Regions from separate parts of the Homo sapiens genome. Here region 1 is linked to region 2. A link is an interaction called in ENCODE POLR2A ChIA-PET data of the cell type or tissue named here. Cell type or tissue: PC-9. All regions are shown on one strand. Links, peaks and the distances in the headings refer to the core of each region. The heading gives the core; the rest is flanking DNA. Region 1 has its middle 29 kb from the start of TGIF1. Region 2 has its middle 29 kb from the start of LINC01895.

What was found. Peaks named below come from ENCODE experiments on the same cell type or tissue, not always from the same donor. Only the 100,000 strongest peaks of a DNase experiment are listed, where the experiment ranks them.
Region 1: POLR2A ChIA-PET joins it to region 2 with 28 read pairs; 5 of 35 experiments call an interaction of 5 or more read pairs at or near these places.

The regions. Positions count from the first base shown.
Region 1 is chr18:3,417,205-3,425,548 of GRCh38, reverse strand. It overlaps a transcript of TGIF1 not described here and the pseudogene LOC124904374. Among named protein-coding and RNA genes, the nearest start is that of TGIF1, 29 kb to the left of the region's middle. In PC-9, for the core only: no CTCF peak of the experiment used is centred there; no DNase peak of the experiment used is centred there; H3K27ac peaks cover 983 bases.
Region 2 is chr18:3,317,773-3,326,116 of GRCh38, reverse strand. No RefSeq gene overlaps it. Among named protein-coding and RNA genes, the nearest start is that of LINC01895, 29 kb to the left of the region's middle. In PC-9, for the core only: CTCF peaks have their summits at 2,824 and 3,041 (motif pointing right); a DNase peak (open chromatin) is centred at 4,506; H3K27ac peaks cover 1,758 bases.

The sequences.
Region 1 (8,344 bases), core at 169-8,168, 100 kb before region 2:
AGCCTGAAAAGACGTCCCAAAAGGCCAATCTTAAACTCTACAATAGTGATGTTATTTACAGGATTAATTGGGGAAGTTGCAAATCTTATGACTTTCGGAATAATGGCTGGTAATTATTTAACTACACCCACATCTTAGTAGAATTCAGGCCCCTCTCATCCTCCTAACTTCATGATGTTCATCAGTTTTACAAGGGTAGTTTAGTTTTTGGAAAGGGCTATCATCACGTAAACTATAAACTAAATTTCTCCCGTGGTTAGCTTGGCCTATGCCCAGGTATGAGCAAGGACAGCCAGTCTGTGAGGATAGAAGCAAGATGGAGTTAGCCATGTCACATTTCTCTTGCTGTCATAATTTTGCAAAGGCAGTTTCATCCTCTAGAATTCAGTTCAATTCTGACACTATCTACCTGAAGGTAGCATCAAACCTCACGGGTTGAGAGTTCAGTCCCACAAGACTGCCCCACTTTAGACATCATAAGTAGTAGGTTGTCACCAATACTTCTGACCAACTGGCTATACATCAGGGTTCCCATGGCCCTTCCACAGGTTTGATTAATTTGCTAGAGCAGCTCACAGACCTTTGGGAAACACTTACTTATGTTTACCTGTTTATTATAAAGGATATTAGAAAGGATACAGATGAACAGCCAGATGGAAGAGATGCATAGGGCAAGGTATGGGGAAGGGGTGCAGAGCTTCTGTGCCCGCTCCAGGCATATCACCCTCCCAGCACCTCCAAGGGTTAAGCAACTCAGAAGCTCTCCAACTTCTATCCTTTGGGGGTTTTATGGAGGGGTCATTAAGTAGGCATGATTGATTACATCATTGGCCATTGGTGAATAACTCAAACTTCAGCTACTCTCTCCTCCCCGAGGCTGGGGGTGGGGCTGAAAGTTCCTACCCTCTAATCCAGTGGCAACCACTATCCTGGGGCTATCCAGTAGCCCCTACCCACCCACCCAAAGGTCAATTCATTAGCACACAAGGAGATTCCAAGGATTTTAGAAGTTGCTTGCCAGGAAATGGGTAGAAGACCAAGTAGTATTTCACAATATCACAGGAGAGAAATCTGGTTTGCAGAAGCTGATATGAGAATGACCTCAGTTACTGATGGCTTCTCTATTTCCTGTTTCAGATCCTGCAAGGTGTGGCTGAACTTCCCACCCATGGATTACAGTAAAAACTTGACTGCATGTGATCCTTTGTAGTTAATAACATGATGATTGTGTTTTCACACTCTCGTGTGAGATATGCCTCCCTCAAATCTTGGCACATTACCCATCTGACATTAAAAAAAAACAACAAAAAAAACTTACTTTGCTGATATTATTACTGATGATTACTTATAATAAAATAATCATAATTAGAGAAATAGCTACAATACAATGAGATATGTACTTGATCATAAACCTACATTAATTAGGTCGCAGCTTGAGTTGCTCTCACATAGACCCAAATAAACATGAAAGAATTTGACTTGTCTCTGTGTCACAGTGTGAACATAAGCACTCCAGGGCTGCGGAAGCGCCACAATGTTGGTGACGCAGACCCCTTCTGTATTGTCACTCCATCGTGGCTGCCCTCTTTAGTTTAAGATAGCTGCTTTAATTCTCTCTACCTCTCAACATTTAGGCCACTGGAAAGAGAGGAAGAAACGAGGGCAGGTGTGCCTTTTTTTGTTTTGTTGTTTTTGAGACAGAGCACTGCTCTGTCACCCAGGCTGGAGTGCAGTGGTGTGATCATAGCTCACTGCAGCCTTGACCTCCTGGGCTCCAGTGATCCTCCTGCCTTAGTCTCCCGAGTAGCTGGGATTGCAAGTGTGCACCACCACACCCGGCTAATTTTTAAAACTCTTTTTTTTTTGAGATGGGAGTCTCGCTCTGTTGTGCAGGCTGGAGGGCAGTGGCGCGATCTCTGCTCACTGCAAGCTCCGCCTCCTGGGTTCACGACATTCTCCTGCCTCAGTAGCTCCTGAGTAGCTGGGATCACAGGCGCCCGACACCAAGCCCGGCTAATTTTTTGTATTTTTTTAGTAGAGACGGGGTTTCGCCGTGTTAGCCAGGAAGGTCTCGATGTCCTGACCTCGTGATCTGCCCGCCCTGGCCTCCCAAAGTGCTGGGATTACAAGCGTGAGCCACTGCGCTCAGCCTTAAAACTTTTTTTTGTAGAGACGGGGTCTCACTATGTTGCCCAGGCTGGTTGAGAACTCTGGGCTCAAGGGACCCTCCTGCCACAGCTTCCCAAAGTGTTGGGATTAGAGGCCTGAGCCACCACGCCCAGCCATGCCTATTTTTTCAATAGTACAATATGTGATATACTGTCATGCATCAACGACGGGGAGACATTCTGAGAAATGTGTCTTCAGGTGTTAGGCGTGTACTCAGACAAACTTAGAGCCGACTACATGCATTAGGCTTATGGTATGGCCTATTGCTTCTATGCTACTAGGAGTGATGTAACCATATGAGTACTGCAGGTGATTGCAACACAATGGTAAGTATTGATCTATCTAAACCTAGAACATGTATAGTAAAAATATGGCATAAAAGACAAAAAAAGCCTGGGCGCGGTGGCTCACGCCTACAATCCCAGCGCTTTGGGAGGCCGAGGCAGGTGGATCATGAGGTCAGGAGATAGAGACCATCCTGGATAACACGGTGAAACCCCGTCTCTACTAAAATACAAAAAATTAGCTGGGCGTGGTGGCGGGTGCCTGTAGTCCCAGCTACTCAGGAGGCTGAGGCAGGAGAATGGTGTGAACCCAGGAGGTGGAGCTTGCAGTGAGCGGAGATCACGCCACTGCACTCCAGACTGGGCGACAGAGCCAGACTCTGTCTCAAAAAAAAAAAAAAAAAAAAAAAAAAAAAAAAAAAGGCCACCTATATAGGGCACTTAACATTAATGGAGCCTGCAGGACTGAATGTTGCTTTCAGTGAGTCGGTGAGTGAGTGGTGAGTGAATGGGAAGGCCTACAAAATATTACTGTACACTATTGTAGACTTTATAAATGATATACACTTTGGCTACATTTTATTTTTTAAAATTTCTTTCTTCAATAATAAATTAACTTTACCTTACTATAACTTTTTTATTTTATAAAGTTTTAAATTTTTAAAAACTTTTTGACTTTGTCACAACACTAAGCCTAAAAACAAGCACACTGTACAGCTCTATGAAAATGTATTCGTTCTTCATGTCCATATTCTATAAGCTTTTTCTATCAAATTTTTTTTTTTTTTTTTTTTTTTTTACTTTTTAAACTTTTTGTTAAAAACTGAAACACAAACACACACATTAGCCTAGGCCTACACAGGGTCAGGATCATCAACATCACTGTCTTTTTTTTTTTTTTTTTTACGGTGTCTCACTCTGTCGCCCAGGCTGGAGTGCAGTGGCGCCATCTCTGCTCACTGCAATCTCCGCCTCCCAGGTTCAAGCGATTCTCCTGCCTCAGCCTCCTGAGTAGCTAGGATTACAGGTGACCACCTCCACGCCCAATTAATTTTTGTATTTTTAGTAGAGACGGGGTTTCACCATGTTGGCCAGGCTAGTCTCGAACTCCTGACCTCAAGTGATCTGCTCACCTCAGCCTCGCAAAGTGCTGGGATTACAGGCGTGAGCCACTGTGCCCGGCCAATATCCCTGTCTTTCACCTGTATATCTTTCCCACTGAGAGGTCTTTGGGGCAATAACACTTATGGAGTGTTCAGCTTCCATGGTAACAATGCCGTCTTTTGCAATACCTCCTGAAGGACCTGCCTGAGGTTGCTTTACAGTTAATTTTTTTATTAAACAGAAAGAGTACACTCTAAAATAACAATTAAAAATATAGTATAGATGGGCGCGGTGGCTCACGCCTGTAATCCCAACACTTTAGGCGGCCGAGATGGGTGGATCACCTGAGGTCGGGAGTTCGAGATCAGCCTGGCCAGTATGGAGAAACCCTGTCTCTACTAAAAATACAAAATTAGCTGGGTTTGGTGGTGCATGCCTGTAATCCCAGCTACTCAGGAGGCTGAGGCAGGAGAATCACCTGAACCTGGGAGGTGGAAGTTGCGGTGAGCCAAGATCAAGCCATTGCACTCCAGCTTGGGGCAACAAGATGCAAACTCCATCTCAAATATGTGTGTATATATATATTTTATATACTATATATATATAAATGTATATATATAGTATAGTAAGACGCAAACTCCATCTCAAATATATATATATTTTATATACTATATATAAATGTATATATATAGTATAGTAAGACGCAAACTCCATCTCAAATATATATATATTTTATATACTATATATAAATGTATATATATAGTATAGTAAACTCATAAACAGGTAACTTGGTCATTTATTATCAAGTGCTAGTACCATCAAATACAGTAGATTTGTTTACACCAGCATCAGCATCACCACAAACATGTGAATAATGTGTTGCACCACAAAGTTAGGACAGCTTTGACGTCACAAGGCAACAGGAATTTTTCAGCTCCCTTATAATCTTATGGGACCACCATCATATACGTAGTCTGTCTTTGACCAAAATGTTATGAGGTACATGACTGTATATAATTTCTCCTCACATCCCATTGATTAGAACCAAGTCACACTGTCAAACTCCTCCTGTGAGGAAATGTATTCCATTCTAGTCTGCTTTCTAACTGGCTAATTCTTGCTTTGGTTCATCAGTCTTACAGAACTTGGCTAAAAGCAGCAAAAAGCAGTCAAAATACATAAATATTGATATTTCTTAAACACCCCTCCTAGAACTAAGGGCTAAGGGCCTGACATGTGAACTGTCTTCCAAGATATTGCAGGAGATAATTTGTCTGAAATTAACATAGCTACCATAGCTTTCTTTTGATTAGTGTTAGTGTGGCATCTCTGTATTCATCCTTTTACTTTTCACCTGTGCCTGCATATTTAAAGTGAGTTTCTTGTAAACAACGTATAGTTGGGTGATGTTATTTTATCCACTCTGATAGTCTCTGTCTTTTAATTAATGTATTTAGATCATTCACATTTAAAGTGATCATTGATATAGTTGGATTAACATGTACCTTAATTGTAGTTTATTTTATTTCATTGCTCTTATTCTTTGTTTCCTTTTTGTTTTCCACTCTTTTTCTTTCTTGTTTGGTTTTATTAATATTATTTTTTTTTTGAGAGGGAGTCTCACTCTGTTGCCCAGGCTGGAGTGCAGTGGCGCGATCTTGGCTCACTGCAAACTCCACCTCCTGGATTCAAGTGATTCTTCTGCCTCAGCCTCCTCTGAGTAGCTGGGATGACAGGCACCCACCATCAAGCATGACTAATTTTTGTATGTTTAGTAGAGATAGGGTTTCATCATGTTGGCCAGGATGGTCTCAAACTCTGCCTGACCTCAAGTGATCCACCCACCTTGTCCTCCCAAAGTGCTTTAATTATAGGCTTGAGCCACCATGCCTGGCCACTTGTTTGATTTTAATTGAGCATTTACATGATTACAAACCCGTGTTTAAATCAGGTTATTTTCCTTTTTTCTTTTTCCTTTTTTTTTTTGAGACGGAGTCTTGCCCCGTTACCCAGGTTGGAGTGCAATGGCACGATCTCAGTTCAGTGCAACCTCTGCCTCCCGGGTTCAAGTGATTCTCCTGCCTCAGCCTCCTGAGTAGCTGGGATTACAGGCAGGCACCACCATGCCCAGCTAATTTTTGTATTTTTAGTAGAGGAGGGGTTTTGCTATGTTGGCCAGGCTGGTCTTGAACACCTGACCTCAGGTGATCCACTCGCCTTGGCCTCCCACAGTGCTGGGATTACAGGCGTGAGCCACCGTGCCCAGCCTGCTTTTTTCTTGTTGAGTTGGAGACTAATTTTTATATGGAGCATATAGAATCAGATACACACCAAGGGTAGTCCAGTGATGGAAATTAGAAGTCATTATGTGGATTATTAGTTTTGTACATTTTATCTATCAATAAAGAAGATCAACAAAAAGAAGATCAACATAAAAAAGACTGCTTCAAAAGAAAGGATAGAAAAAACCAACTAACCAACCAACTAACCAACAAACACACAAAAATAAAAAGCATTCTCCTGACCTAATACAAGCGTGGTGTCTTCTATATGTGGTGTATGGTTTGCAGTTCTGGTTGCTGAAGGTCAAGGAAAAGATAATTATTCTCAATAAGGTCCAGAAATCTGTCGAATGGGGGACCAACTAAAGCAGGGGTCATAATCTGGTTGCCATTTTCATCTATATTTCCCTACAGAAAGTTAAGTTTTTATGTGGAATGAATTTTGTCATTTAATCTAACTTTGTTTTTTCCAAATGGTTTTCCAATTCTCTCAACATTATTGAGTTTATTTTCCTCCATCTTAACTTATATGCTTTAATCTTATATGAATTCCAGTGTATTTATGGTTGTCCTAATCTTTTTATTTATTCCTGTGCCAGAATCACAGTATTATAACTATTGTACATTTTTATTTATTTTTAAATTTTTTTTGAGATGGAGTTTTGCTCTTGTCACCCAAGCTGGAGTGTAATGGCACGATCTCGGCTCAATGCAACCTTGGCCTCCCAGGTTCAAGAGATTCTCCTGCCTCAGCCTCCTGAGTAGATGGGATTACAGGCACCTGCCATCACGCCCATCTAATTGTTGTATTTTTAGTAGAGATGGTTTTTCACCATGTTGGCCAGGCTGGTCTCAAACTCCTGACCTCAGGTGATCCGCCCACCTTGGCGTCCCAAAGTACTGGGATTACAGGCGTGAGCCACCACGCCCAGCCTAGATTTTTAATATCTAAATAAGAGTCCAATGAGTCCATCTCTCACTATTCCTACTCATCTTTAGTAATAATCCTTTCCCCCTAAATTTTAGCTGAATACACACACACACACACAGTTGGCCCTGGGTTTCCATGGGTTCTGTATGTGCAGATTCAACCAACTGTGGATAGAAAATGTAGTTAGGCCTACTATAGTTGCATCTGTACTGAATAATACAGTATAACAACTATTTATATAGCATTCACATTGTATTAGATATTATAAGTAATCTAAAGATGATTACAAGTATGCAGGTGGGTATGCACAGGTTATATGCAAATACTATGCCATTTTATATAATGAACTTGAGCATTTGCACATTTTAATTTCTGAGGTAGCATCCTGGAACCAATCCCCCATGGATACCAAGGGACAACTGTACATGGCTGACAGCTGGAGACTATAGATCGCAGCCTGCCTTCTTGACTGATGTGGTCACATGACTAGGTTCAAGCCAATGGTGAGTGAAAATGAAGTGTGCAACTTCCAGGTCATCCCCCTTAAAGAAATATCTACTTACCTTGGACTTTCCCTTGGGCTGGAATGTGGAAGTGGAGGTTAGCCAGCTTCTACCACGTGGAAAAGACACCAACCTAGATAACAGCAGCACAAAATCAGGACCCCTGAGTAACTTTGTGGAGTACAGCTTCATTGTAACACTGGGCCCTTCACCGATAGACAATTTGGGGAGAGGAAAAAAAAAAACCAACTTCGATCATATGTAAGCCCTATATTTTTTGTATCTCTGCTTTTAGCTTAACTAACAAAAAGCTGTTAAGAATAACTCCCCACTTTTTTTTGTAGAGATGGGGTCTTGCTATGTTGCCCAGGCTGGTCTTGAACTCCTGGGCTCAAGGGATCTTCCTACCTTGGTCTCCCAAAGTGCTAGGGTTACAGGCATGAGCCACTGCACCCGGCCAGAATAACCGTTTTACTATTCCAAAAGTGATATATGTCAATTGTAGAAAATTCAGAAAACAGTGAACAGAAAGAAGAAATATAACATATTTCTTAATAATTCCATTTTTAAGAAATGAATATTTGGAAATATCTATTTTTGTTTTGTGTGATCTCAATGATAGATATATACACGAATAGGTAGCTAAATTTACAATAACAGTTATATAGACAAAAATAGATATAGTTATATAAATACAAATGGGATTATACTTTACATGTTGAGTTGTGATATACTTTTTTAATCTAACAGTGTATCATGAACGTTTCCATGTAATGAAATATTTCTCTGGATGTAGTAGAATTTATTTAACAAACAGGGTAGGCACGGTGGCTCATGCCTGTAATCCCAGCACTTTGGGAGGCTGAGGCAGGTGGATGACCTGAGGTCAGGAGTTTGAGATCAGCCTGCCCAACATGGTGAAACCCCATCTCTACTAAAAATACAAAAATTAGCCGGACGCGGTGGCTCATGCCTGTAGTCCCAGCTACTCGGGAGGCTGAGGCTGGAGAATAGCTTGAACCTGGGAAGTGGAGGTTGCAGTGAGCTAAGATTGCACCACTGCACTCCAGA
Region 2 (8,344 bases), core at 242-8,241:
TGCTGTAGAGTATTCCATTGTACGAATATGCTACATGTTATTTATCTATTCTAGAAATTGAGTACGCTGATTACTTCTACTTTATTTTTCTTTTTCAAAATCATTTTTGTTATTCTAGTTTCTTTGCTTTTCTATGTAAATTTTAGAATGATCTTGTCTATACAAAAATCTTGCTGAGATTTTGATAAGAATTGTGTGAAACTTCAATTTGGGGAGAATTAACCATTTTTCTATGTTGAATATTCCAATCCATGAACACAGGATGTATCTTCATTTATTTAGATCTTTTCCAGTTTCTGTCATCAGCATTTTGTAGCATTTTGTGCATGAGTCCTATACATGTTTCAAATAAATAAATAAATGAAATGAAACATGAGTCCTGTACAGGTTTTGTTAGAGTACACTCACATATTTCATTTCATTCATTCATTTATTTGTTTATGTATGTATGTATGTATTTTTAGAGACAGGGTCTCGCTCTGTTGCCCAGGTTGGAGTGCAATGGCGCGACCATGGCTCACTGCAGCCTTGAACTCCTGGGCGCAAAGCGATCCTCTTGCCTAGCCTTTAAACTCTCTTAACATTTGTTTTTTTAATGAATAATTGGTACCTATTTGACATTATAGTCACAACATCTATTGACATATAAAGTATATGGGAATAAAAGTTATTTAGAGAAATATTACTTAAGAGAGAAAGCTTTCTGTTTTACTATTTTAAAATGTGTGTTAAACAAATGCTTTATAAGAAAGAACTCATCTTTTGTTGCAGGATTTTCTAGCTGGCTCAACCAGTTAAAAATAATTTACCTAAGCAGCATTATTTGAAAGGTAGAAATTTGGAATTTGGTCTTTAATGTCTACTTTATCCACTGAGATTCTTAGTCTGTAAAATGGTGTTGATGCCTACTACTTGGAAACACTAGATATTTCTAGAAGGTGTTTAATGTTTGTAAAAGATTAACATTATTATTACAGTTACGTGATTGAACACCTTCTTTAGTCTAGGCATTGTGCTAAGGCTTTTGCGTACATTACCTCTTTTAAGAATCACAGCAACCCTGCAAGGTACAGATAATAGCTGTTTTCTAGGTGAGGATCCTGAAGCCACAGGCCACAGCCATGTGGCGGCAATGACCTCCCTCCATTGTCTTTGCTTCCATGCCACCACACTGCCCAAGGGCTCTAACAATTCTTGTCCATTTTTTTTTAAATCATTCCTAAATCAATTTTAGGATATTGTTTTTACTTTGATTAGGTAGAACTGGAGCTTTTTCTATGGTGTTTGGCTGGACCAAAGTGGCTGTTGTCTAAGTGTTCTGTTTTGCTAGGCTGTTCCTCACCTGGTCCTTTGACTAGAGAGACGAGGACTTTGTTGTTACCAGGTTGGTGCAAAAGTAATTGTGGTTCTTGCCATCACTTTCAATGGCAAAAACGGCAATTATTTTTGCAACAGCCTAATATTTTTGCCTGTACTCGCCATCACTTCTGGGTTGTTGACTTCTTCAGCTCCAAGTATTAGCTATACATGGCAAAAAGCAAAGCCAAGCAACTCATTTTTTTGTTACTTGAGTCTCAAGGTTCTTAACAGATTTACTGTTTTCTTTCCACTTTTCAGAGTTTTCTTATGTGTGTTCACATATTATGTCCAGGGTTTAACGTTGTACCTAATGGGAGGAATAGAGAAAATTACATCCACTCTATATTTCCTGAAGCAAATTTTCCCTTCCATATTTTTAGCATGTATTGTAAATGTTCTCTAAATGTCTCGTTAGTAACATGAATTCTATTTTACACATCTAATAATACTAGTAGGTGTCCTAAGAGAGCCTTTCAAATGGACACCTATGACCTTGTGTAACTGGTGAAATAAATTAGGCAGGACCAACACAAATTTGAAAATAATTCTACCCTCCCCTGTTGGCCCCTGGCTGACCCTGTATTCTTCAGCCTGACTCATCACTTCCCTTTTGTTCGTTTCTAGTCTTCCTCTCCAGCCTCTCCATCTGTCGTTCTCTAACTTCTTCCTTTATTTTTCCTTTTCTCGGTTTCATTGTGATTGTTTTAAAAACCACGTCTATGGCAAATATACCCACAGGTACTTTTTAGAGGGCTTAATGACAGTGTTTATCAGCAGACTCTAGAAATGTGTTCATGACAGATCAATGCTTATTTTTGTGGTTCAAAAGAAAGTTGTAAAAATTTTTAGAAATTATTAGTATTTTCTTGCGGGAATAGTGAAAGTTAGTTGTGTGTGATCATTTTTTAAGCATCAAAGATTGGAAAGTCTGAAATTGTGTTTCAGGTGTGTTCCAACCTACTGACTTTGAATTCATCACTTATTGTTACTGAGGGTCATTTTTCCTTTCTGTAAATATGCACATTTTCACCAACTATTCCCAGGGAAATCTAGGAAGTCAGATGCAAATAGAATATGGTTGATATTCAACAATATTCAGCCTGAAGCAATATCAAGGTAGGGTATGTACTCTGCCCTTCTTGAAGGACTAGCAGTAGCTGTTAGGGTGAATCCTACTGGATCAGTGAGGAAAATCTACAATGAGCTAACCTGAGAAAACTGTGCATGCTTTGTAAAGTATAATCTATTCTTCTGAGTCGTTCTAGGAGCTGCCATATCACAGGACACAATGCAGCCATTGACGTGTGTGTTCTGCTCTCAACTCTATCAGTTAAATTACAGAAGGGCTGGACACGGTGGCTCACACCTGTAATCCCAGCACTTTGGGAGGCTGAGGCGGGCGGATCACGAGGTCACGAGTTTGAGACCAGCCTGACCAACATGGTGAAACCCCTTCTCTACTAAAAATATAAAAATTAGCTGGACGTGGTGGTGCACGCCTGTAATCCCAGCTACTCAGGAGGCTGAGGCAGGAGAATCGCTTGAACCCAGGAGGCGGAGGTTGCAGTGAGCTGAGATTGCGCCATTGCACTCCAGCCTGGGCAAGAAGAGCAAGACTCCGTCTCAAAAAAAAAAAAAAAAAAAAAAATTACAGAAGATGTGCCCACTAGGGGGCACATTTTCTGAAACAAAATAAGGTACTAAAACACAATGCAAATGTCAGGTGAGTCTTGATATTCTTTAGTTGCACAACCAAATCTAGTTAATTGTTAAACTTCCAACGTTATCATATACTAAATTGACAGCTGACAAATGCAAAACAAACCAGTTAAAAATGAAAGAGCCTCTTTGGTAGGCCAAATACAAGAAATAATCAATCTTACATCATTCAATTCTGATCTTAAAATCTGTCACTTGCCACATTTTTATTTATAAGCTACAAAAAATGTTAAAAAATGGATAATGCTCAGTGTTGGAAAGGAGGGACAGAGAAGAGGCGCCCTGCTACATGGTCAGTGGCAGGATAAATTGGCAAACATTTTGGAAGGGTAATTTTACAGTCTTCCAAAATTTAAAACACACATCATTTGACCCAGTAATTCTACTACTGGGAATTTACCTTATGGGATACATTTGCAAAAGTATTAATTAAATGCATACAGAGATGTTCATTAGAACTTTAATTGTAATGAAAAAATTCTGGGCCGGGCACCATGCTCAAGCCTGTAATCCTAGCACTTGGGGAGGTCAAGGTGGGCGGATCACTTGAGGTCAGGAGTTCAAAACCAGCCTGGCCAACATGGTGAAACCCCATCTCTACTAAAAATACAAAAAAAATTAGCCGGATGTGGTGGTGGGCGCCTGTAGTCCCAGCTACTCAGGAGGCTGAGGCAGGAGAATCACTTGAACCTGGGAGGCAGAGGTTGTAGTGAGCCGAGATGGAGCCACCGCACTCCAGCCTGGATGACAGAGCGAGACTCCATCTCAAAAAATAAAAAAAACAGAAAAAATTCTGGAAATAATCAAAACATCCATTAGTAGGAGACTGATTAAATAAATTGTGGCATACAATGAAATAATGTGTTGCTGTTAAAAAGAATGAAATAAATTTACACATTTCACATAAAGACTTCTAAGATATATTATGAAGTGAGAAAAACAGCAAAATTTAGTCAGTATTTAATATATCATTTGCATAAATGTTTTCAAGACTATACACATATATGCTGATATTTGTATAAACAATTCTTGAAGGATAAATAATTACAGACTCTAATTATATTTAAAGAAAAGGGCTGGAAGTTGATGGAGAGGAAGACTTCATTTTATATCATTTTATACTGTTTGGATTTTTTTTTTTTTTTTTTTTGCCATCTATGTATCTTATGTTTTAAAACATCGCCTCTCCCATGGGGAGAGATAACTGCCCAATACATCCATTCAAACAGTTTATAAAACTCAAAATTCTATAGCCTCATAATTCTAGACTTGAGATCTTCTTGTCTCATAAATAAGAAAATTGAGGTTGAGAGCATTCAGATGATTGAGACTTGAAAGTGATTCAGCAAGCTGGTAACAAGCCAAGATGAGGCCAGGTCCTCATCTGACATGGCCCCAGGCCAAGTGACTGACTATTGCACTCCACTATCTTGATTGTGTGGTGTCTGGGAAATTTCTCCAAGTGTGCCTCAAATTTCAATTCATTTAGATCCCAGTATTAGAGAATCATTTCCTGAAAAATGTCATACATTATATGTATTAAGCAATGGCCTCAAAGTTAGTCATTGTTTTTCACTGAATAATTTTGAAGTGGCTTAAATGCATGGGAACTAACAATCCCCTTCAAACTGAGGTTACTGCTGGTGGCCAGACACCCCTCAGATTCATGGGTGATTCAATGCACCTGCAAAGTGCAGTGTAGCATTTCGGTCCACAGTTGTGTTCACGGAACACACGTGTGAGCTGTCAGGCAGCTCAGGGCATTGCATGAAGGTAACTAGAAACACAATTTCCACCTCTTTTTAAACTAGTGTAGTTCAAACCTTCCCTCATTTTTAAGTTCTTTTTTATTGAGGTGTAACTTACATTCAGTAATGTGCCAAGTCCTATGTGTTCAGGTCAATAAATTTTTACAAACACACACACATGTGCACAACCCCCTATAGCCACCACCCAGATCAAACACCCAGGGGGCTTCCTCAGGCCACCTCTTATCAATTTCCCACAAAGGTAACCATTATTCTGGCCTTTAACACCAAAAGTTCATTTTCAAGCCTTCACTATTAAAAAACAACATCAACAACAAAAAACAAGCAACTAATGGCATGGGATCGTAGGCTGGATAAGGAAGGGCAGCCAAGAGTGTTTTAATCAATTTTATTTAAAAAAAAAAAAAGCAAAACTCTGTTACTATCTTTTAACTTATCGTCCTTGCTCACTGTGTTCTTTTAAAATATAACTGTGTGAAAGATCTTAGATTTAATACATCTCTTTTAAAGGAGAATTTTTCTAGACTTCTCTTTTTATGGTTTATTTGTGCCTGAACTTTTGGCATGCTCTAGAGATCAGAGAAAGCCTAACGACGCGGAAGGAGGAACATAATTTCAGAAGGACATTGATTTTCTTTTTTAGTCTTAAGTTCAATTTTCATACCTGTTCTATTTCTCACTGCTTTGACTCTGGACCAACACTTAGCTCTAAATATTCACCAACGTGTGTGCATACTATTGCAGAATATACATATTGAAATATTATTGTTTATTATTTAATGCTTTAGAATAACTGCAGGAAGATTGCATAGTTTCAGCATAGAGATTTCAGGGAGGAAGCAGGTTCTGAAATGGATTTTGTTTAAAGTGTGGGGGTAATTACTCTGGAGTCCCAAAGCAGCAACTTAAAGGATGCTGAAATTGGACCTGAGTGCAAAGGGAGTGTCTGGTATGGAACATCAGTGTACTGGGGGTGGGGGTAGTTCCTGATTGGGTGCAACCCAACCCAGAGTTCAGCATCTGGCCATCAGCTGACCTAATGTGACCCTTCCTACCAAGAGTAGATGCCCTCTGCTTACATCTGTTGGGACTGAGAACACTCCAACACCCTTTCAGCTGTGCTGAAGGAAGCTAACAACTTTCAAGAGGCTGGAGGTGGCAGTGGCAAACCCAGCTCTGTCCCCTACAGACAGTAGCCCTGTACCCTACAGACAGTAACCCTGTCCCCAGACACTTAAAGTCAGAGAGCTAAGACTTCAATAGAAAAGCTTACAAAACAACTGGATGCAATCTTCATGCAGCATCATAGTGAACAGTAAAGATCAGATTCATGGCTGATCCGGTATAAAACTGTAAAAGCACTCTTCTCTATACGTTCAAAACGTGGAAGCAAAACTGATCATTGATATTTATTTAAAACCTTGATTGTCCCGCCATGCCACATACTTTTCCTTTAGACTACTCTCTACAAGTATTTTCTGACGCTATTTAACAACAAATACAAACATACTGAGAGTGGTGAAAGAAAATAGGAGTGCTCTTAATTAGAGGTAAAACCACAAGCTGACACAAAATGATATTTTGCTCTAGAAATGAGAATTAAGAGGTGGGAGACTGATGCTGCTGTCTTTTCAGATGGAGCCCCGGGGGGGCCGTGGCTGGCCTGGAGCTGGGGTGGCAGAGTCTCTCTCCTGGTTTTGCTCTCACAGAGCGTGACATCTCCCTGGAGCAAGGTGGGACCACTGCTGAGCTCACATCAGTCACTGTACTTCCTAGGAAGTTTTCTGATACAACGTCATTTCCTGTAAGTTGGGATTTTTGCACACAGGACAAAACAAAGATGACAGCTCATCTCTCTTGACCCTGGTAGGTATTTAAGTGAAAACCGGAATCAATGATACATTGCCCTGGGATTTATATTTTTCTGGAAAAAGAAAAGAACAATCTCTGCCTACATCTGCATACCCAAAAGATGGATATAAAATGAAAGCCTCCCCTACTCCAAAAGGGAAGCAAAAGAGTGTTAATGAAAATCAAATGACCAAGGTCATTGACCATGTTATAGTACATCTGAGTGATGCAGAGGGGTAGTAGAGGTGATAGGAAACAGACACACACAAAGGGGAAGCTGCAATTTTGTCTTCCTTTCAGGAATGCGGGCAAGAAAGTGAGTAAGCAATATATGACAGTTCTCCGGACCTGTTAGGTTAGTATTATAATCTGGGAGTAGGGGGGAATGTCTACAATGTAAGTGTCTCATTAAAACAAAGAGGAGGGGGCCGGGCATGGTGGCTCATGCCTGTAATCCCAGCACTTTGGGAGGCCGAGGCAGGAGGATCACTTGAGGCCAGGAATTCAAGACCACCCTAGGTAACATAGTGAGACCCCATCTCTACAAAAATTTAAAAAAAACTTAGTCTGGTGTGATGGTGTGTGCCTGTAGTCCTAGTGGGAGAATCAACTGAGTGAGCCCAGGAGTTCAAGGTTATAGTGAGCTACGACTGTGCCAATGCACTCCAGCCTAGGCAACAGAGCAAAACCCAGTCTCTAAGAATAAAAAGTAAATAAATTAAAACAAAGAGGAGGGGAAAGGAAGGATATTTCCATGTGAAATAAAAGAGTATAATTTTGAAAGATATAGTTGCACTTCTTGGCTGGGCACGGTGGCTCACGCCTGTAATCCCAGCACTTTGGGAGGCCAAGGGGGGTGGATCACCTGAGGTCAGGAGTTCAAGACAAGCCTGGCCAACATGGGGAAACCCCGTCTCTACTAAAAATAATAAAATTAGCCAGGTGTGGTGGCGGATGCCTATAATCCCAGCTACTTGGGAGGCTGAGGCAGGAGAATTGCTTAAACCAGGGAGGCAGAGGTTGCAGTGAGCCAAGATGGCACCACTGCACTCCAGCCTGGGCCACAGAGTGAGACTCAGTCTCAAAAAAAAAAAAAAAAAAGAGAGAGAGAGAAATATTTGCACTTCTTTATGGTATTAAGCTGTGCTTAAGCAAGGATATTATTGGTAAGCACTTGATAAATGTCAGCTATAATTACTGGCATATCTCATTTTACTGTACCTTGCTTTATTGTGTTTCACAGGTATTGCACTTTTTACAAATTGAAGGTTTGTGGCAACCCTGCATTGAGCAAGTCTATCTGTTCCATTTTTCCAACAGCGTGTATTCACTTCCTGTCTCTGTGTTACATTTTGGTAATTCTTGTAATATTTCAAATTTTTCATAATGATATGTATTATGACGATCTTTGATGTTACTATTGCAATTTTTTTGGGGTGCCACAAACCACACCCATATAATATGGCAAACGAAATCCATCAATATTGTGTGTTCTGACTTCTCCACCAAATGTGTTACCGAGTGGCCATTCCCTCATCTCTCTCCCTCTCCTCGGGCCTCCCTGTTCCCTGAGGCACAACAATTTTGAAATTAGGCCAATAAATACGCCTACAATGGCCTCTAAGAGTTCAAATGAAAGGAAAAGC